Linked DNA regions of Homo sapiens: region 2 is linked to region 1. A link is an interaction called in ENCODE POLR2A ChIA-PET data of the cell type or tissue named here. Cell type or tissue: B cell. All regions are shown on one strand. Each heading gives the region's core, and the rest is flanking DNA. Links, peaks and the distances in the headings are about the cores only.

Region 1 (12,060 bases), core at 2,445-10,444:
GGACGTACTGGTCAGAAATAGTATGGACGATGATCTTTGGGGGTCCATTAAAGATGGTATAAAACAACACAGGGAGGGAAGTTTACATAGTGGTTACAGACATGGACTCTGGAATTGGTCAGACCTGGGTTCCGATCCTGCCTCTTCCACTTGTAAGCTCTGTCTCCTTGGGCAAGGTATCTGGTTTTTCTGGGTGGACCTTAGATTCTTCATCTGTAAAATGGTTATAGTACCTATACACCTTACAGAGTTGTGAAGATGAAATGGCCTAATTTGTCATGAATTCTGGTACATAATAAATCTTTACTAAATGTAAGCTGCTGTTTGCTAAAGGAGAGACTAACTCATTTCTCAAACATGTTGAGTGTCTACATAGGTATGTAATAAAACCACAGCCACTACTGTGAAGGATATGGGCTGGCGATTTAAGCCCAGTTGGTTTGAGTTCACTAGTAGAGGCAATGTACAAGGCAGCTTGGTGGCTATGCGTACTATTAATTGGGCAAGGTAATATGGGAGATAGAATATTTTTTGGAACATACTGAGTTCCATTTGGTTATGGTTAAGTTTGTGGTTCTTGTGAGACATAGAGGGAAAGAGATGTATTGGGCTGTTAGATATGCTGGTTTAGGCTGCAGAGATTTGGGCATATCCAAATAGAATACAGGCAGCAATGAAGTTTGTGCAGAGGTTGGCTCTTTCTAAAGTGAAACTGTAGAGTTAGAACAATATCAAAAAGCAAACCTTGAGGAATGCCAAACTTTTTTTTTTTTTTTTTTTTTTTTTTTTTTTTTTTTTTTGAGACGGAGTCTTGCTCTGTCGCCCAGGCTGGAGTGCAGTGGGGCGATCTCCGCTTGCTGCAATCTCCACCTCCCGGGTTCACGCCATTCTCCTGCCTCAGCCTCCCGAGTAGCTGGGACTACAGGCACCTGCTACCATGCCCGGCTAATTTTTTTGTATTTTTAGTAGAGATGGGGTTTCGCCATGTTGGCCAGGATGGTCTCGATCTCTTGACTTGGTGATCCACCCTCCTCGGCCTCCCAAAGTGCTGGGATTACAGGCGTGAGCCACCATGCCCGGCCCGCTAGTTTGCTCTTAAGCTCAGCAAAAATTCAGAGTTGTGATTTAATAAGCGTGAGACTTAGTAAAGCATTTTGTAAATAGAGTATAACATTCCTTGCATTTGTTGTACTTTTGGTTTCCTGAAATAATAGACAGTGTATCTATCACTCTCCTCACCACAATCCACATAGCTTTCCAGAGTAGAAAAGATACTCCATGGAGAAAGTTTAGAAGCAGAAAATGAAATGAGACTGTGTGGAAGTAAAAGTAGCCTATCCTCTGTAACTGATTTTAGAGGTGACCTGTGACCTGGCAGTTCCTTATTTATGAGTGGGTACAGGGCACACATTGACCAAAGAAGATAGTTTAGGTGAGGTGCTACCCTATCTTTGAGAATGGGACTCTTGGCTCTTAAAATTAGAAACCAGGAGATCTATGGGATGGAAAATAGCCTTCCCTTTCCCCCAAATCAAACAGATACACATACTTTGTGACAGGAATAGATTATGAAATATGGTGTCCAGAACAAACTGTCTGCTGGGCTTTTAAAAGGGTTTTATACTTTCTGCTGGGCACCTAGAGCACTTACTCTCCCTTCTGTCTCCTTTTATTACCCACCTCAAGCAGTCATAATTTTTTTCCTTTCCATTCCCTAGGCTTAGCCCTCTTCCTTCCTCTACCCCCAAAATGGGAAAGCCTTTAGTATTTAACTGTAGTACTTTATTTGGCTGTCAGTATTTGTCATATTAGTAATTGGGTGAGCTTGGCTGGAGGTGGGGGGCTGTTCTGCCCTTTTTAAGATTGGCCCACACACCATTGTACTTAGGTACCCACACAGGAGCAGAGCAAGTTGGCTAGATTTTGAATACAAAAGCATGATATTGTGGGTGGGAGCATGTATAGTTTTAGAATTTTTAAAGTAAGGCAAAAACCATGTACCTAATGAGGCCAGTGGAATAAACTTTACAACAGATAGAACTTCTGTTTCTGTTTAACACCCAGCAATAAAAATGCTAAGAACAGGGATAAAGTGAAAATTATTAAGCCCTTGTATCTATTGCTGACTGGTAAAACCAACACATCAAAAAATATCTTTTGGCTCCCAACTTGTTAATAGTTTCTGACTTACGTGTGTTCTGAGTGATTTGGTGGAGTGAATGAGCTAGGTCTTGATTTTTCCCTCAAAGGATTGAAATTTGGTTCTTGGAGGGTGAAAAAACAAAACTCAACTCTTCATGCATAAAGCACAGATAAACAGTACAGTACATAAATATATGTGTATTTTCATCTGTGGTATCAGAATTTCATGAGAAGTGGTAATTAAGGAAAAAATGTCTACAAAGACATGGCGGAGGTGATGATGATTAATAAAAAGACTGAGATATGGGGCTCTCCCCTTTGAGGACCTGTAGGACCTACGTATCTGTGTCCTGGAGAGGCTAGTGGCCCTTCTTTATTTTTCTCATCTCTAAAACTGGGCCTGAGGGTGATGAATGGTGTCACTAGCTGAAGTGCTTCAGGAATGCCAGTGGGTACTCTTAGGATTATTATGGCACAATGTATGTGGTTCTGACACTTAACCAGGAATACAAGCAGTGCTTTACATACTTTCCTTGTATTGGAGAGCCTAGTGGTTGCATTAAACATGAGGGAAAAAATCTGAAAAAATACCAAGTATGACAAGAAATGAATATTATTTTAATAATCCCTTTTTTTTTTTTAATAAAGACACAGACTGGTCTCGAACTCCTGGCCTCAAGCAATCCTCTCATCTCTCATTTTAATAGAGTTGCTCAGTTAGTAATGGACATGTAATGAGCGTAATATATTTTGCTCATGAAATCCTAATGTTTTCAGGGATATTAAAACTTAGTAAATTGGGAAGCTTTTTCCCCCTAGTTTGGTGGGGAGTTTAATGCCCTGCATGCATCACCGTCTCCCCACTCCATAATTTTTAAGGATGGCTCCTCAGACTCTGTGTATGAGTATTTCCCTCATACCATATTTGGTATTTTTGCAAGTAGATAACTTGGTACCTTTGTAATATGATAAGTCTAGATAGATGAAGGAAGTAGTGTTTCCTGATAAATTACGCAGTTAGTTGGTAAGGAGACGATAGGATTTATGATGACATTTTTAGGAGTCAAGTGTTTAGACCCATTTTTCTGAGGATTTCCCTGTCTTTCCCACAGCATAGGAGACCATCTTGTCCTATTTTTCTGTCCTTATACTGCCTGAAGGAAAGATGTGCATTTGGATCTTTGCCACTCTGTAGTTTAGTTTGTTCCCTTGTCCTCGTTTAAGACAGGTTCGCAAAATGTTTTTGAGAACAACACAGACTGGAATTTGAATTGAATTGCACTTTTTCTTTTTATTAGCTGTTTGTGGTCAAGACATCTGACCTCTTTGAGCTCTGGTTTGTTCATCTGTAAAATAAAAGTACTATCTCTGGGAAGGGTTGCCTTTAATACAGGAAGGAAGTGTAACAGGTACACAATATATTGTACCTTTTAAAAGTTTGACTTTAGGTCAGGCATAGTGGCTGATGCCTGAAATCCCAGCACTTGGGAGGCTAAGGTGGGAGGATCGCTTGAGGCCAGGAGTTTGAGACCAGCCCTGTTCAATAGAGCAAGACCCCATCTCTACCAAAAAAAAAATTAAAATTAGCTGGGCGTGGCAGCACATGCCTGTAGTCCTGACTGCTCCAGAAGCTGAGGTGGGAGTTCAAGGCTGTAGTGAGCTGTGTTCACGCCACTGCACTCCAGCCTGGGTGAAAGAGCAAGAACCCTGTCTCAGAAAAAATTGAAAAAAGTTTAAAGTGAAAAAGAACATAGCATCATAGGACTCTTATTTTATAAGGGGATTTATCTGAGGCCCAGAGAAGCCAAGTGGGCAGAGAGCAAGGTGAGCAGGAGCAGCTGGGCCCATGCCACAAGGTCCCTGTGTGTCCTTTTTGCCCCACAAACCTTGCTTTTGTATTAGGTCACTCCTTACTGTACAGACACAAGTGGTAATGATGGTGTTTTGCTGTCCTGTGTGAACTAGTGTTGAGTTTGACCTCAGTTGAATCAGTAGGGGATTACATTTCTGTGAATTCTGTGGAAGCCTTCTAAAATCAGATAATTACCTTGCTTGTATTTGTGACTTCAGTTACTAGGCTTTATGATAGGAATATGGATTGGAAAATACTCTAAAATCCCATCTGGTCCTTTGATTTTTGTGTGTGAAGGGCTTAAAATTACCAGGAATTGTTCCAGACACAGAAAACTAGTTCCTGTTGTCCAGAATTATGTTTCTAAGATAGTAATGGGAGGACTAAACTTGTAATCTGTTGAAAACATATTTTTGAGATTTAAGTTATTGATGCATTTGTTTATTGTGAATAAAAATAAAACAGAGTAAAAAATCATAATCACATTTCCTTGTTTACATTTGGGAGATCGTTTATGATTTCTTTTTAATTTGACTGTTTAAGTATATTAGAGACAAGGTCTCGCCATGTTGCCCAGGCTGGTCTCTAACCCCTGGCCTCAAGCAATCCTCCCACCTCAGCCTTCTAAATTTCTGAGATTACAGGCATGAGCCACCATGCCCAGTCTGTCTTTTTTTTTTTTTTTTTAAGACAGAAAGAACTTTGTAACACACCACTTTTTCCAACAACATTTATCTTTCCAAGACAAGTCAAACACTTATTGAATGCCCTTGAGTATATACCAAGATTAATAGCCGAGGCTACTACCCACAAGTAGTTCAATTTAGTAGAGAAAAGAGTATATTGAGACAGGTATACATGGTTCAGTGGTGGGAAGAAAGTGATTCTTAAATTAGGTCTTGAGTTTGCCATTTTAGGCAGAGAGAACAACATATACAAGTGTGAAAATCATAAAACATTCTGGCAGTTGGGAAACCGCAGGTAGCTTTAGTGTTGTTGAAACTTGGAGTTCAAGGCAGGAAGGCAGGAGATGACAGGGACTGGCAGGTGGAGATTGGGGAGTTAGGCAAGGTCTGGGCCATGGAGAGCTTTGTGTTCAGTGCTGTGCTTACTCACACCAATCTGAAATTATTATTATTATTTATTATTATTATTATTTTGAGACAATGCCTCACTCTGTCACCCAGGCTGGAGTGCAGTGGCATGATCATAGCTCGCTGCAACCTCGAACTCCTGGACTCAGGTGATCCTCCTGCCTCAGCCTCCCAAGTAGCTAGGATTATGGGCATGTGTCACCGTGCCTGGCTGATTTTTGTATTTTTTGTAGACATGGGTCTCACTTTTGTTGCCTAGGCTGGTCTTGAGCCCTTGGCTTCAAGCAGTCCTCCTGCCTTGGCCTCCCAATGTGCTAGATCACATGTATGAGCCATCAGCTATTTGGAGACAATTTAACCAAAGTTGTATTGTCTATTATTCCTCTTTTTTTTTTTTTTTTTTTTTTTTGAGATGTAGTCTCAAACCCTCCTGGGTTTAAGGGATTCTCCTGCCTCAGCCTCCCAAGTAGCTGGGATTACAGGCGTGTGCCACCACACCGAGCTAATTTTTGCGTTTTTTAAATAGAGACAGAATTTCACTATGTTGGTGAAGCTGGTCTTGAATTCCTGACCTCAGGTAATACACCCACCTCAGCCTCCCAAAGTGCTGGGATTACAGGTGTGGGCCACTGGCCTATTTTATATATATATATATTTATATATATATATATAATTTTTTTTTTTTTTTTGAGACAGAGTCTTGCCCTGTCGCCATGCTGGAGTGCAGTGGCACAATCTCAGCTCACTGCAACCTCTGCCTCCTGGGTTCAGGTGATTCTCATGCCTCAGCCTCCTGAGTAGCTGGGATTTACAGGTATGTGCCACCATACCCAGCTAATTTTTTGTTTTTTTTTTTTTTTTTTTTTTTTTTAGTAGAGATGGGATTTCGCCATGTTGGCCAGGATGGTCTTGATCTCCTGACCTCGTGATCCGCCTGCCTCAGCCTCCCAAAGTGCTGGGATTACAGGCATGCCCAACCGCGGCTGGCCCTGTCTGTTACTCTTAATGATCTTAATGACAGCTCTGTCAGTGTTAACATGTTTCTCCGTTTTAGGATAATGCCATGAATATACAGAGCTAACCACTCAGCAAACACTCAAAGGTAATGGGGAATGAGCATGCCACAGATAAATAATGGAAAGAGGCTAGAATGCAACTTAAATTGGAATTTAAAACAGACAAAAACACACTCCACCCATAGTGTAGGAGATATTTAGTAACATGAATTGGAGTTTTAAAACTCTAGTCAAAATGTTAAATATTTGAATTCTTTTCTAACAATTTAGGTAAAATGCAATTTGGAATAATTTTAACAGGGCTTGTGGCCACATTTTTGGTTTAAATATTTATTTACTTAGCTATTTTCTTCCTCTATACTTGTGTGGGCAGTGAACCTAATAATTAGGTTAAAGGATTAAAAAAATCAATTCCAGAGAGCTCACCTTTGACTAACATAGCAAAGACCATCATTTAGATTACATCAATGGTAATTTCAGGCTAGACATGGTGGTTGGTGGCTCATGCATGTCGTCTGCAACCTCCACCTCCCGGGTTCAAGCGATTGTCTTGCCTCAGCCTCCTGAGTAGCTGGGACTACAGGCACGCGCCACCACGCCCAGCTAATTTTTGTTTTTTGTTTTTTGTTTTTTTTGAGACAAAGTCTCACTGTGTCGCCTAGGCAGGAGTGCAGTGGCGCGATCTTGGCTCTCTACAACCTCTGCTGCCCAGATTCAAGCGGTTCTCCTGCCTCAGCCTCCCCAGTAGCTGGGATTACAGGCGCCTGCCACCACGCCCAGCTAATTTTTGTATTTTTAGTAGAGACAAAGTTTCACCATGTTGGCCACGCTGGTCTCGAACTTGTGACGTCAGGTGATTTACTCTCCTCGGCCTCCCAAAGTGCTAGGATTACAGACGTGCACCACTGCTCCTGGCCTGCCTCAGTTTTAAGCATGAATAGACCGTCAGGGAGCACCAGATGTTTGAGGAATGGAATATTTGGGCCATTGAAGGATTTTAAGCCAAATGACCTGACAGTCCAACTTTAAAAGAAGACAACTTTATTTTTTCAAAGAACAATTTTAGATTGATAGAGAAGTTGTACAAAGAGTTATCATATGCCCCACATTCACTTTCACCTATTACTAACATTATTATGGCGTATTTACTATTAATGAGCCAATATTGATACGTTATTATTAACTAAAGTTCATACTTGATTCAGTATTTCCTTAGTTTTTCCCAGTGTCCTTCTCTGTTCTACGGTCCCATCCAGGACACCACATTATACCTAGTCATCATATCTCTCTAGACTCCTCTTGGCTGTGACATTTCTGACTTAACTACATCAGTGTAGAGTGAGAAATAAAAATTAAAAAGAAAAACCCTCAAACATTTCTGCCTTACATTTTAATGATGCTAATTCTGGTTGCAGGATTCAGAAGATTCTGATGGTGGCAAAGTGAAAGCAGTGAGACGGATTAGGAAGCCACTGCAGTAATCCAAGGCAGAGATAATGATAGGGCTGGATCAGAATGATGGTGGTAAAAGTGAAAAGTGTTCCATTTGGGGATGTTATAAAAGCCATTAGCCTGGATGGGGAAACTAAAGGAATGAGTGTAGATGGAGAAGAAAAGAGTTCCAGGGATGGAGCCCTTGGGGCACCTGAATGTTTAAAAGTTAGTGAGATAAGAAACTAGCAAAGGAGACCCAACAGGAAGTGGCCAGTTACGTAGGAAGAAAAGCTGGGAAATGATGTGTCTTGGAAGCCAAGAAAGTGCTTCAAGGTGAAGGAAATGATCACTTCTGTTTTGCCCTGCTTATAGGCCAAGTCAGATGAGGGCAGGGAATTGACCTTTGGATTCAGCAACAGGAGCTGATTGGTGACCTTGAGTAGTTTCAGTAGAGTGGTACGAGCGGAATCGTGCTTGGAAGCTGGTTCAGAGAGGATGGGTATGCACAGGGAAAGCTGCACAAGGAAACTTGCTGTGGTGATAGATGTGTTCTTTATCTCAAAGGTAGCAGATATGTAAATTATACATGCAAACTAATATTTATGAAAGAACGAATGATAGGGTCTTGCCCTGTCACTTAGGCTGCGGTACAGTGGTGTGATCATGGCTCATTGCAGCCTCGACCTCCTGGGCTCAAGCGATCCTCCTGCCTCAGCCTCCCAAGTAGCTGGGACCACAGGTACACACCACCACACCTAACTAATTTTTAGAGAACAGGGTTTCACAACATGTTGCCTAGGCTGGTCTTGGCTCCTGGGCTCCAGCGAACCTCTTGCCTCAGCTTCCCAAAGTGTTGGAATTACAGGCATGAACCACTGTACCTGGCCCAAATATTTAAATATAGGTAATAATATGTATATTGAAGTATTTAGGGGGAAATGTACTCATATCTGTAACTTTGAAATGCATTAAAAATTAAGATAGATAGGGCCAGGTGCGGTGGCTCATGCCTGTAATCTTAGCACTTTGGGAGGCCAAGGCGGGTGGATTACCTGAGCTCAGGAGTTCGACACCAGCCTGGGCAACATGGTGACACCCTGATTCTACTAAAGTACAAAAAAAAATTAGCCGGGCATGGCAGCGTGCGTCTGTAGTCCCAGCTACTCGAGAGGCTGAGACAGGAGAATTGCTTGAACTCGGGAGGCGAAGGTTGCAGTAAGCCGAGATCACGCCACTGTACTCCACACTCCAACCTAGGCGACAGAGCAAGACTCTGTCTCTTTAAAAAAAAAAAAAAAAAAAAAAGAAGAAAGGAAAATTAAGATACATCAATAGGAGAGAGGGATGTATATAGATGGATAGATATGTGACAGAGCAAATAACTTAGGTCAAACTTGTCCAGCCCCACAGCCCGCAGGCCACATGTGGCCCAGGATGGCTTTGAAGGCGGCCCAACACAAATTTGTGCTTTCTTAAAACATTATGAGATTTTTTTGCTTTTTTTTTTTTTTTTAAGCTCATCAGCTATCATTAGTGTTAGTGTATTTTATGTGTGGCTTAAGACCTTTTTTTTTTTCCAGTATGGCCCAGGGAAGCCAAAAGATTGGACATCCCCGATTTATGTGATGGATAAATGTATTCACTGTAAAATTCTTTTCACTTTGCTTTATGCTTGAAAGCTTTTATAACAAGATGTTTGGGGAGGAGGAGAGAACTGGGACAGAGAGTATAGACAACTGTTCCAGAAAGTTTTGATTTAAAGGGGAACAGAGAGATGAGGCAGTAGAGTCAAAAGAAGTCTGCTTTCACCCCACTCCCAGAGATGAGAGAAATGACAGCATTTTTATTTGTTGATTAGAAAAATCCAGTAGAGATTTTAATTAAAATTGATGATGCAGAAGAAAGGAAAATAACTGAGTTAATGTCCTTGAGCAGGCAAGAAGAGATGGGATTCAGCACCTTCGTAGAATTTTGTTTTGCTAGGAACAGGGACAAAAGTACGAGTACAGGTCCTGGCCAGGCGCGGTGGCTCACGCCTGTAATCCCAGCACTTTGGGAGGCCAAGGCAGGTGGATCACCTGAGGTCAGGAGTTCGAGACCAACCTGGCCTACATGGTGAAACCCCGTCTCTACTAAAAATACAAAAATTAGCCAGGCATGTTGGCATGTGCCTGTAATCCCAACTACTTGGGAGACTCCCGAAGTGCTGAGATTACAAGCATGAACTGTGCCCGGCCATAGATCTGTTTTTATTCACTATGGCTGGGTTCTCAGTGCGCCCTTCCTATCTGAAAATTCATATTCATCAGCTATGAGAAGTTAAGTTTTTCCTTTTTAAAAAACATTTCGTAGTGTCTTTTCTTCTATTTTCACTGTTCTCTTTCTGGAAGTTTGAATAATAGCTGTCACATCTTTTGGAAGACTGCAGTGGGCTCTTCCAGCAATTCTTGAATCCAGCAGTCCCCAACCTTTTTGCTACCAGGGACTGGTTTCATGGAAGACAATTTTTCCATGGAAGTGGGGGGTCGAGATGGTTCAGGATGACTGTTCAACCTCAGATCATCAGGCATTAGATTCTTACAAGGAGCGGGCAACCTAGATCCCTCGCGTGAGCAGTTTACAGTAGGGTTTGTGTTCCTACGAGAAGCACTGGCAATGTGGTGAAACCCCATCTCTACTAAAAATAGAAAAATTAGCCGGTTGTGGTGGCAGGCACCTGTAATCCCAGCTACTCAGGAGGCTGAGGCAGGAGAATCGCTTGAACATGGGAAGTGGAGGTTGTTGCAGTGAGCAGAGATCGCACCATTGCACTGCAGCCTGGGAGACAAGAGTGAAACTCCATCTCCCCCCCCCCCCCAAAAAAAAAGACCATGAATAAACTTTGCTTGTACAACTCTGAATACCAGAAAACAATGTCTCTTCCAAGTTCTGAGGGAAAATGCTGTTCAGCCCAGGATTCTGTTGAAATCTATACCCAGCCGAAATAGCCTTCAAGTATAAACATAGAATCAAGACATTTCCAGACATGCAAGGACTCAAAACATTTGCCCCTCACGCACCCTTTCGTTTTTGTTTTTTTTTTGAGACAGAGTCTCGCTCTGTCACCCAGGCTGGAGTACAGTGGTGTGATCTCGGCTCACTGCAACCTCCGCCTCCCGGGTCCAAGCAATTCTCCTGCCTCAGCCTCCCAAGTAGCTGGGATTACAGGCATGCACCACCATGCTTGGCTAATTTTTTGTATTTTTAGTAGAGACGGAGTTTCTCCATGTTGGCCAGGCTGGTCTTGAACTCCTGACCTCAGATGATCCGCCTGCCTCGGCCTCCCAAAGTGCTGGGATTACAGGCATGAGCCACTGTACCTGGCCAGAATTTTTTTTGTTGTTGCCCAGGCTGGAGTGCAGTGGCGCAGTCTCGGCTCACTGCAACCTCTGCCTCCCAGGTTCAAGCGATTCTCCTGCCTCAGCCTCCTGAGTAGCTGGGATTACAGGCATGTGCCACCACACCTGGCGAATTTTTGTGTTTTTAGTAGAGGCGGGGTTTCACCGTGTTGTCAGGCTGGTCTTGAACCCCTGACCTCATGATCTGCCTGCCTTGGCCTCCCAAAGTGCTGGAATTACAGGTGTGAGCCACCGCGCCCGGTAAAAATGGTTTTTTTTTTAAGGGCATAGAAACTCGAGGAAATACAGAAGCCCAACCAGTAAAGGAAGTACAGTTGACCCTTGAGCAACAGAGGTTTGAGCTGCATGGTTCCGCTTATACACGGATTTTTTTCAGTCTACATGTGTGTCAAAAAGACAGTATTCACAGGATGCACAGCCCACTTACGCAGAGGGCCAACTGTGGGACTTGAGTATGCACAGATTTGGGTATATGCAGGGGTCCTGGAACCAGTCCCCCATGAATACAAGGTACAACTGTGTCTTTTTTTTTTTTTTTTGAGACGGAGTCTTGCTCTGTCGCCCAGGCTGAAGTGCAGTGGCGCGATCTCGGCTCACTGCAAGCTCCGCCTCCCGGGTTCACGCCATTCTCCTGCCTCAGCCTCCCGAGTAGCTGGGACTACAGGTGCCCGCCAGCACGCCCAGCTAATTTTTTGTATTTTTAGTAGAGACAGGGTTTCACTATGTTAGCCAGGATGGTCTCGATCTCCTGACCTTCTGATCCACCCACCTCGGCCTCCCAAAGTGCTGGGATTACAGGCGTGAGCCACTGTGCCTGGCCAACTATGTCTTTTAAAAAAAAAAAAAAAACAAGTTAACTTTTTCTCCCAGAGAACGGTCTTGTGAGCTTGATGATGAAAATTCAACTAGAGAAAACTGGAAATTTTGGTGCTAGTCAGTTCAGAGTTGATAGCCTTAATCATTATTGATTTATTATACATAGACATCCGTGACATTAAAACACTTTTACTGCATAGAGGGGATCATAAAGGCTGAGTGATACCAGGCTGTAGCTGCAAACAGTAGGGATATCTTAGTTGTCACATAATATGTCTGATCGCTTTTCTCCTTTGGGAAACTACTTG
Region 2 (12,060 bases), core at 1-8,000, 520 kb after region 1:
TGGGAGGCGCGGTGGCCGGTGCGGACCGGGCACTGCGGGAGGCACCTCTCGGCCTCCGAGCGGCCCCTGTCGCCCGCGCGCTGTCACTACAGCTCCTTTCCTCGAGCCGACCGATCCGGCCGCCCCTTCCTCCCGCTCTTCCCGGAGCTGGAGGACCTGCCGCTGCTCGGTCCGGAGCAGCTGGCCCGGCGGGAGGCCCTGCTGCACGCGGCCTGGGCCCGGGGCTCGCGCCCGCGTCACGCTTCCCTGCCCAGCTCCGTGGCCGAGGCCTTCGCTCGGCCCAGCTCGCTGCCCGCTGGGTGCACCGGCCCCGCCTGCGCCCGCCCCGACGGCCACTCGGCCTGCAGGCGCTTGGCGCAGGCGCAGTCGATGTGCTTGCCGATCTACCGGGAGGCCTGCCAGGAGGGCGAGCAGGCAGGGGCCCCCGCCTGGCAGCACAGACAGCACGTCTGCCTGCACGCCCACGCCCACCTGCCATTTTGCTGGGGGGCTGTCTGTCCTCACCTTCCACCCTGTGCCAGCCACGGCTCCTGGCTCTCCGGGGCCTGGGGGCCTCTGGGGCACAGGGGCAGGACTCTGGGGCTGGGCACAGGCTACAGAGACAGTGGGGGACTGGACGAGATCAGCAGGGTAGCCCGTGGGACGCAAGGCTTCCCGGGACCCTGCACCTGGAGACGGATCTCCAGTCTGGAGTCAGAAGTGTGAGTTATCAGCCACTCAGGCTCCGAGCCAGCTGGATTCTCTGCCTGCCACTGTCAGGGTTAAGCGGCAGGCAGGATTGGGCTTTTCTGGCTTCTGCCATGAAATCCTGGCCATGGGACCCCAGTGACAGATGATGTCTTCCATGGTCATCAGTGACCTCAGTAGCCTCAAATCATGGTGAGGGCTGGGCTTTTGCTGTCCTCTTCTCACGCAGAGTTCTGCCAGGAGGGTGTGCTGTGGGGGTCAGACTCCTGAGGCTCTCCCTTCCCTGGGGCTAGCCAGTTACTGGTCATGGCTGCTGTGGGCATGGAGGCTGGAACTTGTGGTTGAGGCAGGGCCATCCCGATCCTTGCTCTACCTGGCTAGAGTTTCTTCTCATCAGAGCACTGGGACATTAAACCAACCTTTTACAACACACTGGTCCTGGCTGCTTCATTCTGCATTCTGGAAGGGGCACAGCACAGGCCATAGACAACAGGGCATCATGAGAGTATCCCAGGTGGGATGTTTGCCTAAAGCAGGTAGGCAGGTCCCTCTTGGGGAGGCGGAGCCTTGGGAGTGTCTGGGAGGGATGTGGGAAGGAGGTGAGGCTGAGAGGGGGCTCTGGGCAGCAGAAGCCACTTGGTATTCAGGGCCAGCTCCCACCCATCCTGGCACTGGATGTAACACGTGTGCTCAGCACGGGGGCTCTGGTGATGATGGATGGCGTTCATCCCTCAGTCTCCTTGAAAAGGGAGGCTTGTGCCAGGGGTAGTGGCTGTCCTGTCCTGCCCTGCCAGGGACGCCCTGGGGAGCCTGACAGTGCCATGGTGGCAGAGGCAGAGGCAGAGAAAGGTGTGGAGCTTGTAGGCTTGCTAAACCCTGGCTGGCCGCATTCTCTCCGTGGCTGACACACGAGGCTCGGAACTGCCTGGGCTCTGGAATCCTGGGGCAGGTGGCTGCCAGGGTCAGGCACAGCTTGGCCTCGCTGGTGCCAGGACTCCTGTGGTGGGAGAATCTGCCTGCGGTCTCATCCTCTTCTCCCTCTGGGGCTTCTAGCCCACTTCCTTTTTCTATCACACATCTTTGCCTCTGGCCCATCTGAAAAGATGGCTTGTGCTTACCATTTTCAATGTTTTCACATCTGCAATCACACTTATCCCCCCTACAATGACTGTGGAGCAAGCAGGCATTCCTTCTATCCGTTCCACAAACAGTGAGCACTATTGATTCTGTCAGACCCTTTTCTAACGGCTGAAGATGTAAAGGCCAAGCCCTGGCTGTCCTGACAAGTTGGGTGGAGGCAGGCCAGAGGCTAATTCCACGTGACAGAGAGGAAGCTGCGAGGGGCGGTGCTGGCTGTCTCTGCCAGTGCCCTCCCCCGTAGCTCCTTGCTGGTTCCCAGGAAGCCAGGCTGCCTCTTTAGTCTCTGAAGACCCCACTGTTTGGGTTGGGGCCATGAGAACTGGACTTTTTTTGGGTTAGTTTTAGGGGTGAAGGCAGCTGAAACGGTAGGGGGAGATACACCTCCATTCTTGGTAGGAGAGTACCCCAAGAGTGGGTGGCCCTGTCCACACAATTTCACGCTCTCTACCCTATGGGTTTTTATGGGCTGGATCCAGGTTCAGGACAGCAGGCTGGGAGTGTGTCTAGGTGAGTGCTGGAGGCCAGCACTCTGGAAGGGAGCTTGACCTTGGTTGCAGCCACTAGTAGTGAGAGGGTTAACTGTTGGCCACCAGCCCCTGGAACCGAGCCCCTCCTCCTCCCAGAGTCAGGGTCTGCCTTTGGCCCTGGGAGGAAGGCTGTGGCAGGTGAGGCATCCTGGAGGAGCTGTGAGGACAGGGCTGCTCTGCTCTCTGCCCAAGATCATTAATAACCAAGAACTGGAAAGATCATTAAGAGCTGAGCCTCCAATGTGAAGCCGAGCCTGCTGCTGGCTCTGAGGAGGGCCGCTCCTGCTCCTGGGCCAGGCACTGGCTGCCTTGTTCCTTCTCTAGGCATATATTTGTGGCCGGGGGGGGGGGGGGGGGGGCAGGAGGATATGAGTCCTGGGGGACAGGTAGCAGGAAGGCTGCATCCTGAGTTCAGAACTAGCTTGGCCTGGCTTCCTGCACCACCAAGGGAAGGAAAGAAAGCGTGGCAGGGGAGAGGAGAGAGAAGTAAGGCTATAGATGTGAAAGCATCATAAACAAGGGCCTGGCGACCCACATGCTCAAATACCATTGTTTTTCTTTGGGTGAGGTACAGAAAGAGGGAGGCCCTTGTGGCTGGCCTCAGAGCAGGAAAATCTTACTAACTGGGGTCCCTTCTGTTGCTGCTGTAGCTGTTTTTCCTTGTGTCTAGCTGAGCGGCTTGTGGTCCAAGCCAGCTTTCTGCAGGGAGCCAGGTGTGTGTGGGGGAGGAGGGCAGAGCTTGCAAAAGGGCAGGCTGATGTCTTCAGCCAGGACCCTCCAGCCTAGCCTGTCCTGCTCTTTGAAAGGGGAGGACTGTCCTCAAGTTTCCTAAGGGACTGGGGAACCAGAGTCAACCCCTATCCCCAAAGCCCTCTAGACTCCAGAGAATTCAGACCAATTTTCTGTTTCTGAATTGCAACCCGGCGACAACTCATTAGAAGGCTATGAAACCAGGTAGGTGTCTTGAGTCCTAATGAGTCAGGGGTCCCTGGCTACAAGTAGTTATGGCTGGTGAGTGATGTGGGAAACAGGTATCACTGAATAGCTTTATTGAGCATTTTGGGCTGGGCACTAAGCTCAGCACTTTAATCCCCACAACTGGCCAGTGACATAGCTGTTACCCCACTTTACAAATGAGGGAGGACAGGTCACGGAGGCTCGCTGCCTCAAATGGCAGGCCCGGCTGCCTGGTCCCAATGCAGAAAGTACCCAATGCCATGCCTGGCACATAATGACCCTCAGCGGAGGTTACCCCTCCAGTCTGCAATCAACACCATTGGCCCCAGGTGGAAGGGATCCCAAGCTCTCTCCAGCTTTCCAGTGGCCCTTAACCATGGGTCACCCTTGCTTGGGAATCTGCCCCCAGACAGGACGCTTCCACTTCCCCCAGGCCTGGCACTGCCAGCCACTGCCCCTCTGCAGTGGCTTTCCAGGAGCGGGGCAGCAGCCCCTGTCCTCCCCACCACTCTGACTCTGGCCTTTGCCTGTTGCCGAGGCTGCTCCCTGCCCCGTAGTGAGGACAGCTGTGTGGCTAGGGGCCCGTCATGGTGCCACTGCCCACCTCCACCACCCAGCAGTGCTTCCCAGTCTATCACCTGCCATCCGCCCCATCTATAAGCTGGCAGCTGCTGCTCTAGCCTCAGGTGAGGAACAGCCAGGAGCTGCTGGCATGAGGCTCTGGGGCTCAGGTGGGTCTGGTGCTTCTGTGGGGAGGGAGGCAAAGAAAGTTTACTCCCACCTTGACCTGGCCTGCACCGGGGGCATCTGGGGCCATGCAGGTGGCAGATGTTGGGTAGAGGCTGTTGAGTTTAAGCTTTCCTCCACAACGACACCTGCTCCTGGGCCAGGCTGGGCTGGCATCCTCTTCTGCTCTTCCCATCACTGACCCCGGGGGCCCATCTGCAAAATGGAAACCACAAGCTGAGCTTGCCTACTTTGCCAAGTTGATGATGGCTGCAGTGAAACGTGCCGGATGCACGTGGAGAGCCAGCATCACCTGGGGCTCTCTTGCTGTTGGGGTTCTCTGCCCCTGGCCCCAAGCCCCATTGGCCGTCAGCGGCAGAAGCCTGGCATCGATGGAGAGGAAGGTGACCTCATCTGACTTACAGCAGGAGGACACTGAGGAGCAAAGCAGCTAGACAACGGCAGTGGTGAGGGTCCCCACTTGGCATCAGCGATGTGGTCACTGCTGGCCAGTTCCCTCCAGGGCAGGGAACACGGCCACCGACTCCATGGCTGGGCGGTTCCAGACTGTCACATAAATCAACCTGGGCTTTATGAAGCTAATGAATTTGCGTCCAAGATTTGGTTTGGAGCCTCGGGTGGCAGGATGATTTAATTAGCTTTGTCTTTAAGCAAGAGGGAACGTAATTGGAGAAGGGTAGTTCCAGATGTTTTGAGTTTTCAGCCACAGTGGGGCAGCCAGGTCTTCCTTGCTCTTGGCCTGACCACTGCAGGCCCCTGCTCTACCCAACCTGAGAGGCCTCCTGGGAGGAAGTCGCAATGATAGATGGAGAAGGGGCATTTGTTTTTCCCGTGGATGGAAAGTGACACGTGGGGACAAGCTATGAGAAACACTGAGGTGCGACGGCACAGAGAAAGCGGGCTGAGGCCAATTACACCACGCAGGGACTCTCCCAGGCTTCAGCTGCCAGGGCAGAGGTGGCGCAGCCCGTGGGCTCCCCGAGTTCCCTGCAAATCCCACCCCTGACCCTGAGACCACCTTGGGCCCCGGGAGACCCTACATCGTCGCTCTGTCAGAGGTCTGAAGACGCTGAGATACAGGGGAGGGGCTGAGCAAGGCACTGAACTCAAAAGAGGGAGGGGTGGGGCCTGAGACCCACCCCAGAGAGGTAGCTCCAGGCCAGGGGCTCTGGGCTCCAGGACAGGTGGGGCCAGGCCCAGGGCTGGGGGCAAGCCAGTGAGGGTCAGGGGGACCCCCAGGTCCTGAAGCAGTAGAAGGCACGTTGAAAATGCAGAGTTCATTCGAGTCACCTGTGTTTCCCAGGAGGCCAGCCCAGCAAGTGCGTGCATGGCTGAGTGGGAGGTGGCTGGGGACCTGGCCTCCTTCCATGGGAATGGAAGTGGGGGCCCCATCCAACCCCACATTGCCCAAGGGATATAGCGTGAACACTGAGCACCCACGCTCAGCCCCTAAGGGAGCCGCTTTTAGTGTTGGAGTGGGAGCACGGGCAGCCTGACCATTGTCAGGGTGGGAACCTCAGAGCCCTCCCACTGCCATGTCACTGCCAAGCCGCTGAGGTGCCAGGTGGGGATGGCTTCCCTCTAGTAGGACCACCTGCACTGTAGGAGGCCCTGAGGGCTCCAGTGGGGCAGCGAGGGCAGCAGACGGTCCCTTTCAGAGACAAGCTCCAGACTTTAGGCCCAGCTGGCAGGCGGCTGTGTCCCTGTAGAAGGGATGCTCCATCCAGCCTGCTACTCCGGAGCTCGCGCCCACAGCGAGGGCCCTCGCAGCTCTATCTGGGGACTCTGGTACCAGTTAGCACTTCTTGTTCTTGTCATGGGGCCAGCCAGGCCCTCTCTGAGGTGGCACCTACCGCCTCCCAGGCCTGGTGGGAGGGTGGGCCCTGCCGTCACAGGCAGACCTGGCTAGGATACTTCCAGCCTGGGATTCGCCTCTGAAGAGGCAGCAGCTGCTAGTGGAGGTTTCTTAGACAAGGACGCAGGATGGGGCAGGAGAGGGGAGGGGCATGGGTCTGGGACAAATGATGGCAGTGCCAGCACTGCATCTCCCATTGTGCAGGGAGTAGCCCGCCCTGGAAGTAGGGTTGGGGGTGAAGCGTGTTGGAAGATGTGGGAGAGGTGTGATTCCAGTAATGAGTCTTAGAACTTGGGAGCAGCCACGCGTCACCCAGGCAGAAGGACCTGGTGGGAGAGCTGCCCGGGGGAGTGAGGACAGGTGCAGACTGGGTGGAAGGTGGGTGGGGAGAACAACCCCAGCTGGACAGGGGGTTTCCCCTAGAGCCACAGTCCCACCTGCCCCATGAAGACCTGGGAGCAACTAAATCTGGGCTCTGCGGGCGAGGGGTGGGGCTGGGGCCCCTATGCCTCCTGTCACTAGACCTGCCTGTCCTGCCATCAGAGCTTGGTCTCGCTGAGGATGATATTGGCCGTGACGAAAATGAAGCAGGAGAAAGCCCAGAGCAGCACGAAGCCCACCCAGAAGGTGTGGCGGAAAGGGGACCTGTGCTTGTTGCTGACCCCACAGCCAAAGGCCAGCTGGGTGTCCCTGCGGCAGTGGTACACCAGGAAGGCGGGGATGACGTACTGGATGCCGGTGCCCGCGTAGGCCCCTGTGATGCCCACCAGGGACTCCAGGTCGTGGGTGCAGAAGGCCACCAGCACAGGCGGCACCAGGGTGATGGTGGGAAACACGACGCGGTCCACCACCCACGGGTACGTGCCGCCCTCGCGGTGGAAGAGTGTCTTCCAGTTGTTGCGCAGGGTCACGGCAATGATGGGGAAGTTGGTGCTGATGGTGAAGACGGGGAAGAGGCCCAGGAAAAAGCGCACAGCGGCCAGGCCCACGACGTCACAGCGCGCGAAGTTGAGGGTGTACATGTCCATGAGGCTGTCGCCGCGGAAGCAGAAGATGGCGGTGAAGGAGAGGAGGCCGTAGAAGGCCAGGATCAGCACGTAGTCCAGGAACACCAGCCTTGTGAGGTGGCGCTTGGAGGAGACGGGGGTAATGAGGGATGGCAGAGAGTGCTGGCACATGAAGGAGTAGACGCACACCCCAAACAGGTTCCGGACCCCCGAGAAGTCAGCCAGGGGCGGGTGCCCCTCCCCTTGTCCGTGCCCGATGCGGATCAGGGCCAGCACAATCATGACGGCGAAAGCTGGGAAACGAGAGAGAGGAGTCACCTGGTGGGGACAGGCACGGCCCTACCTTGAGTTTCTGGTCTGGGGGGCGCCTTTGCGGGGACTAGAGCCCTGTGAGAAAGAGTCATTAAATGCATGTTCATGCAGCCCTGTTCTTGGGTGGCTCAACAGTGGCTGCTCATCAGAGGAAGGTCCCGCATCCCTCTCTGTCCTGTTCTCCCCTCTCCCTGCTGAGCAGGGGGCCTGGGTATGTGGGGACAGGGCTGCAGTGGGGCCAGTGGCAGGGTGGTCCGGCTTTGCAGAGGTAGCAACTCTGTCTTCTTAGAGGAGGGCCAGTCCTGGGCAGGCACTGCCTGGCTCCCTCATCAGACCCCCAGGGCTCTCAGGGGCTCTGCCAGCTTCCTCGCAGGGAGCAGGCTGGGTCAGGACACAGGGTCACCCTCTCTCCCTTGGTTTAAGGAATGTGAGGCTGGAGTGCTGGGGGGTAGACGAAGAAGGGCATGGAGTGTTTGGGAGGAGGTGTCCTCCTGGGCCGAGGGCATCTGCTAGACACAGCTGAGGCCGACAGGCAGGAGTGCTGGGAGCCCTGGGCAGACAGGTGAGTGCCTAGGGGCCAAGGGCAGGCAGGAAGTTGCCAGTGGTCACGCCAGGGCAGAAATAGCATCAAGGACCAAGGCTGCGGACTGCCGAGTCCTGAGCTGCTGACACCGAGGCTGGAGGCAGGTGGCATGTGGCTCTGTTTTCCTGGGCCTGGCAGCACAGCTAGGGGACAGGGGACCCTCTGTGGAAGTGGAAGGGGGCCTGTGGCCCCATCTGTTCAGAGCAAACAGCTTGCGTTGCTGATGGAGACCAGGCTGGCTTCAGTTCGCAGCCCTTTACGGTGACCCTCCTCCTGGGCTGCCACTGGAGACAGGCTCACAGCACGCCCTCCAGGCTGAGTTCCCCAGAGGCAGCCTGCGCACCGCAGGGACAAGGGGCTGTGTTCCCAGTGCTCTGAGGAGATGGCACTCTTAGATCTTTCTGTGTCTCCCGCTTCTGCTCTCCGGGCTACCCAGAACCGTGGTTAGCTACTCACACACGGAGACCACCAGTGTCCGTGTCTGTTCTGAAGCTGACCAAGCCCTGCTCTCTCTGTTCAGAACATATCTGACAGCCTCTCTAGCCTGTGCCCTCACCCCTCAGGTGAAGCCCACGGGGACACGTGACATTTCCTGGTGAGCAGCACAGGCAAGTGTGAAGGGGCAGTGGCCAAAGAGGCCAGCTCACAGCTCGGTGGCTCCTGTCTGGGGCCCCCCGCAGAGCCCCAGGGCTCTTTTGCAGGTGGGAGGCTGGGTATCCTATGGTCCCCTTTGGGCCAGGCCCACTCCCTGACTCCTGGAAGGAAGAGGTGGTTCTGATGGGACCCACAGGAAACCAGGCAATGTCTTCCCACAATGACACTGGGAGTGAGATGGAATCTTCATCTATTACTTTTAATCAGAACTGCCTGACACTGTCGGGGACAGGAGGGGAGGAGGGGAGCGTGGAAACCGGCCTGAGAAAATTGCCGGTAAAGAAGATGATTTGTTTCTGCCTCTCACCGCCCGCTCCAGTCCCCGCCACTCCTGACTCTGAGGGCCTGGGGACTCCTCCTCCCCCGACATCACAAATCGTCCCAACCCTGGTCAGTCAAGCGGAAGCGGCGACCTAGTTCCTCCTTCCAGTCTCAGCCCAGGGAGCTGCCTCCAGCTTCACCCACTGGGGGTGGATGGCACAGGACACCTGTGGGACAGCCCAGGACCCTGAGCAATCTGCTTGCCCCAGAGATTTCTGCGGGTGGGTAGAGGGGGGTGTGCACAGCTGTGCCTATGTGAGAGATCCACCCCACAGGAGTTGTGTCAGGGCAGGATGTGCAGGAGGGGTACCGGGGAGAGAGCAGACAGGCTGGAGGCGGAGTCCCTGTGAGCCAGAAAGGGCTACAGAGCAGAGCTGAGCAGGATGGGGTGGGGGTACAGAGGCCAGACTGGGCCCGGGGCACCTGGTGATTTGTTATTCAGGAGGCTGCAGCAGACTGTTCTGCCACCATAAGTGGGGCACAAGGGTCAGGGCAATGGGGGCAGCTGCTGTAGGGCAAGATTCAAATCCTGCACTGCCACTGCCATCTCGAGGTACCACCTTGAGACCTGGCACTTGGCCCTGCCCAAGGCTGGCATGAACTTAGAAAAAGGCAAGTGGAGAATTCCTCTAGCTGTCTGTCACTCGGCCCTGGGCCCTGGGTCTGGTGAGCAAGCAGGCAAGAAGGCAGGAAGAGGTCAGCTGTCTGGACGTGAGCATCCCTGCCACTGCTCTCTCCTGCCCTGGACACAGCTCGTGCTTCTCTGCTCCTCTAACTCCCCAGCCTCACATCTCCAAAGAAAGGCAGCTAGCTCTCCTTACAGCCCTGACTGTGGGATTTCCTCATGGTAAATAAACCAATTTATAAAGTAGGTTTCCAAAGAAATGAGACGGCTGTACACACACACATACACCCCTGAAACATACACCTTCTAACTGGCGTCCTCCAGAGCAGCTGTCTTGGGAAGAGGCACCTTTGACACCAACAATGATGTAGAACAACTTCTAGAACCTTCAGCTAGAACAAAGCCATGGCGGCTGGGCACAGTGGCTCACGCCTGTAATCCCAGCACCTTGGGAGGCCGAGGCAGGCAGATCACCTGAGGTCAGGAGTTTGAGACCAGCCTGGCAACATGGTGAAACCCTGTCTCTCCTAAAAATTAGCTGGGCTTGGTGACGCGCACCTGCAATCCCAGCTACTCGGGAGGCTGAGGCAGGAGAATCACTTGAACCTGGGAGGCAGAGGTTGCAGTGAGCTGAGATTGTGCCACTGCACTTCAGCCTGGGCAACAGGGCAAGACTCCACCATCAAAACAAACAAACAAACAAACAAGCCACGGATATGGGTGATTAAAAAAGGATTTCATGATCTTCTAGCCATAATTAGTTTCACCTCGTAATGCCACTACCTAGATTACCTAGATTAGTCACCCATTTCATTCTTTTGATTGTCTTAAACAAGTCTATTTGCAAAAACCAAGTCTACCTTCGTGGGCTGGATGTTTGCTGCCGCCTACGAGTCAGAAGCAGATGCTAGAAGCTCTTGGGAGGTGATTCCAGAGTGTTAGAAAGTGGGATAAACACCTGACGGGGCAGGCGCAGCTGCAGGGCCATGTGGGCTTTCGTGAACTCCCCTTGGTCACACCCTGCACTGCTGTCAAAAGCTCACCCAGCTGTGTGGCAGCTCGGCTGCATGGAGATGCCACCAGCTCTGGGGCTGAGCAGACCGAGTGTGCACCCAGCAGAGGTGGGTCATTCACCCATGAATCCTGACCTGCACTCAGGGCGCTCACACACCAGGAGGGGGAGAGGCCGCCATGGTGAGGAGCATATCCGGGAAGGACAGGTGGTTCTAGAAGAGCCACGCCCCCAAAACAGGGGTGAGGACCAGCTTCCCAGTGGAAATGGCCCCAGTTGAGGCAGAAGGTGAACCCAGCTACCTGGGGAGGGGGCAGGGCCCTCCAGTTCGGCACCACCATGAGGATATGAAGGCGGGTGCTGGGATCTGTCCCCTGGGAGTGGAGAGTGAAGGGAACTGTTCCAGCCTGGTCTCCAAACCAGCAAATTCAAAAGAAACTAGCACCATCTAGAAGCTCGTTTCCCTGGGAGATGGAGGAAAGGGAGGGAAGGGAGAAAAGGAAGGAAAGGAGGAAGGAAGGGAGGAAGGGAGGGACAGAGGGGAGGTCAGGGCCCTGACCTTGCAGAGTCCTGGGACCATGGCCCGAGGCTTAACCCCCACTGCCCACCTGGCGAGGCTCCTGTGGCCCCACCCCCTTGTCTGGCCCCTCCCTGCCTCCCCTGGCTGCGGGAGGAGCAAAGTTCAACAGCCATCTCCTAGATTGATCGCCACATCCCTGGGAGACAGCTGCTCCAAAAACTCATTAGGTCTGATCATAAATCAAGATGAAACGAGGATGACAGGTTATGGAGACCCTGCCAGGATGCGCGATGGGGAGCAGGGCTCCAAGAGCCACACCGACGCCCGGGGCTCAGCCACAGCCGCCAAGACAGCCTGCGCCCACCTCGTGGAGGCTGCGTGGGAAGCCAGACGGGTGTGGAGGCGGGACAGAGCAGAAAGTGCTCCCCAGACATGCTAAGGACCAGACACCCAGGACTTCACAGTCAGATGTGCAGGGGGGTCGGCCCCCAGCAGGGCCTGCAGTTCCCCAAGAGCCTATCACAGGCAGTGCCCAGAACATCCGCATCCACATCCACCCACAATTGCACACTGGGAGTCCCGCTCTGAGTGGTGGAGAGCAGCAGTGAGAAGCTGGGAGGAGGCAGAGGGGAGGACAGAGGAGGAGGCTGACACAGGTCACACGAGCGGCTGCTGGGCCTCGGAAGGCTCAGCTACAAAATGACAAGGGGAGGCAGAAGACTTCTCTCTTAATATCTGAGTAAAAGCCAACGCAAAAGCCACCGCATTTGTCTTGTGTCACCCATGGGCCCAACTGGACTGTTCATTCCTTCATTCAACAACAATGGACTGAGTTTCCCCTGGGTGCTGGGCACTATGCTGGCCATCTGGGGACAGCACACTGAGACAGGGGTCCTGTCCTTCTGGAGCCCAGAGTCCAGGGTACCAGAGTCCAGGTGGAAGGTACAGGGGACAAATTATAACCAAAGAACGGGCTGGTTATCAGGCACACTAGCTGTGGGGTACATGATGAGATCCCCGTCGCGGGAGGCGGCCAAGCCTGAGGGAAGGAGGCACGTGGTGGGGGTCCCAGAGGGGAAGCAGGTGTCAGACGGGACGTGGAGGACCTTTCGG

What was found. ChIA-PET counts read pairs that join two places held together with the same protein. Peaks named below come from ENCODE experiments on the same cell type or tissue, not always from the same donor. Only the 100,000 strongest peaks of a DNase experiment are listed, where the experiment ranks them.
Region 2: POLR2A ChIA-PET joins it to region 1 with 5 read pairs; 1 of 35 experiments calls an interaction of 5 or more read pairs at or near these places.

What each region holds. Positions count from the first base shown.
Region 1 is chr17:75,352,600-75,364,659 of GRCh38, reverse strand. The region is part of intron 2 of GRB2 (growth factor receptor bound protein 2); the gene reads left to right. Among named protein-coding and RNA genes, the nearest start is that of GRB2, 47 kb to the left of the region's middle. In B cell, for the core only: no CTCF peak of the experiment used is centred there; no DNase peak of the experiment used is centred there; H3K4me3 peaks cover 564 bases; H3K27ac peaks cover 7,047 bases.
Region 2 is chr17:74,831,080-74,843,139 of GRCh38, reverse strand. SLC38A12 (solute carrier family 38 member 12) reads right to left here. Exons shown (of 10, transcript NM_017728.4): 10 at 3,387-7,213. The coding sequence ends at 6,453. It overlaps GRIN2C (glutamate ionotropic receptor NMDA type subunit 2C), which reads left to right. Exons shown (of 13, transcript NM_000835.6): 13 at 1-1,117. The coding sequence ends at 705. Among named protein-coding and RNA genes, the nearest start is that of GRIN2C, 23 kb to the left of the region's middle. RefSeq lists silencers at 96-155, 236-315 and an enhancer at 10,959-11,879. In B cell, for the core only: a CTCF peak has its summit at 57; DNase peaks (open chromatin) are centred at 199 and 1,869; H3K4me3 peaks cover 417 bases; H3K27me3 peaks cover 487 bases.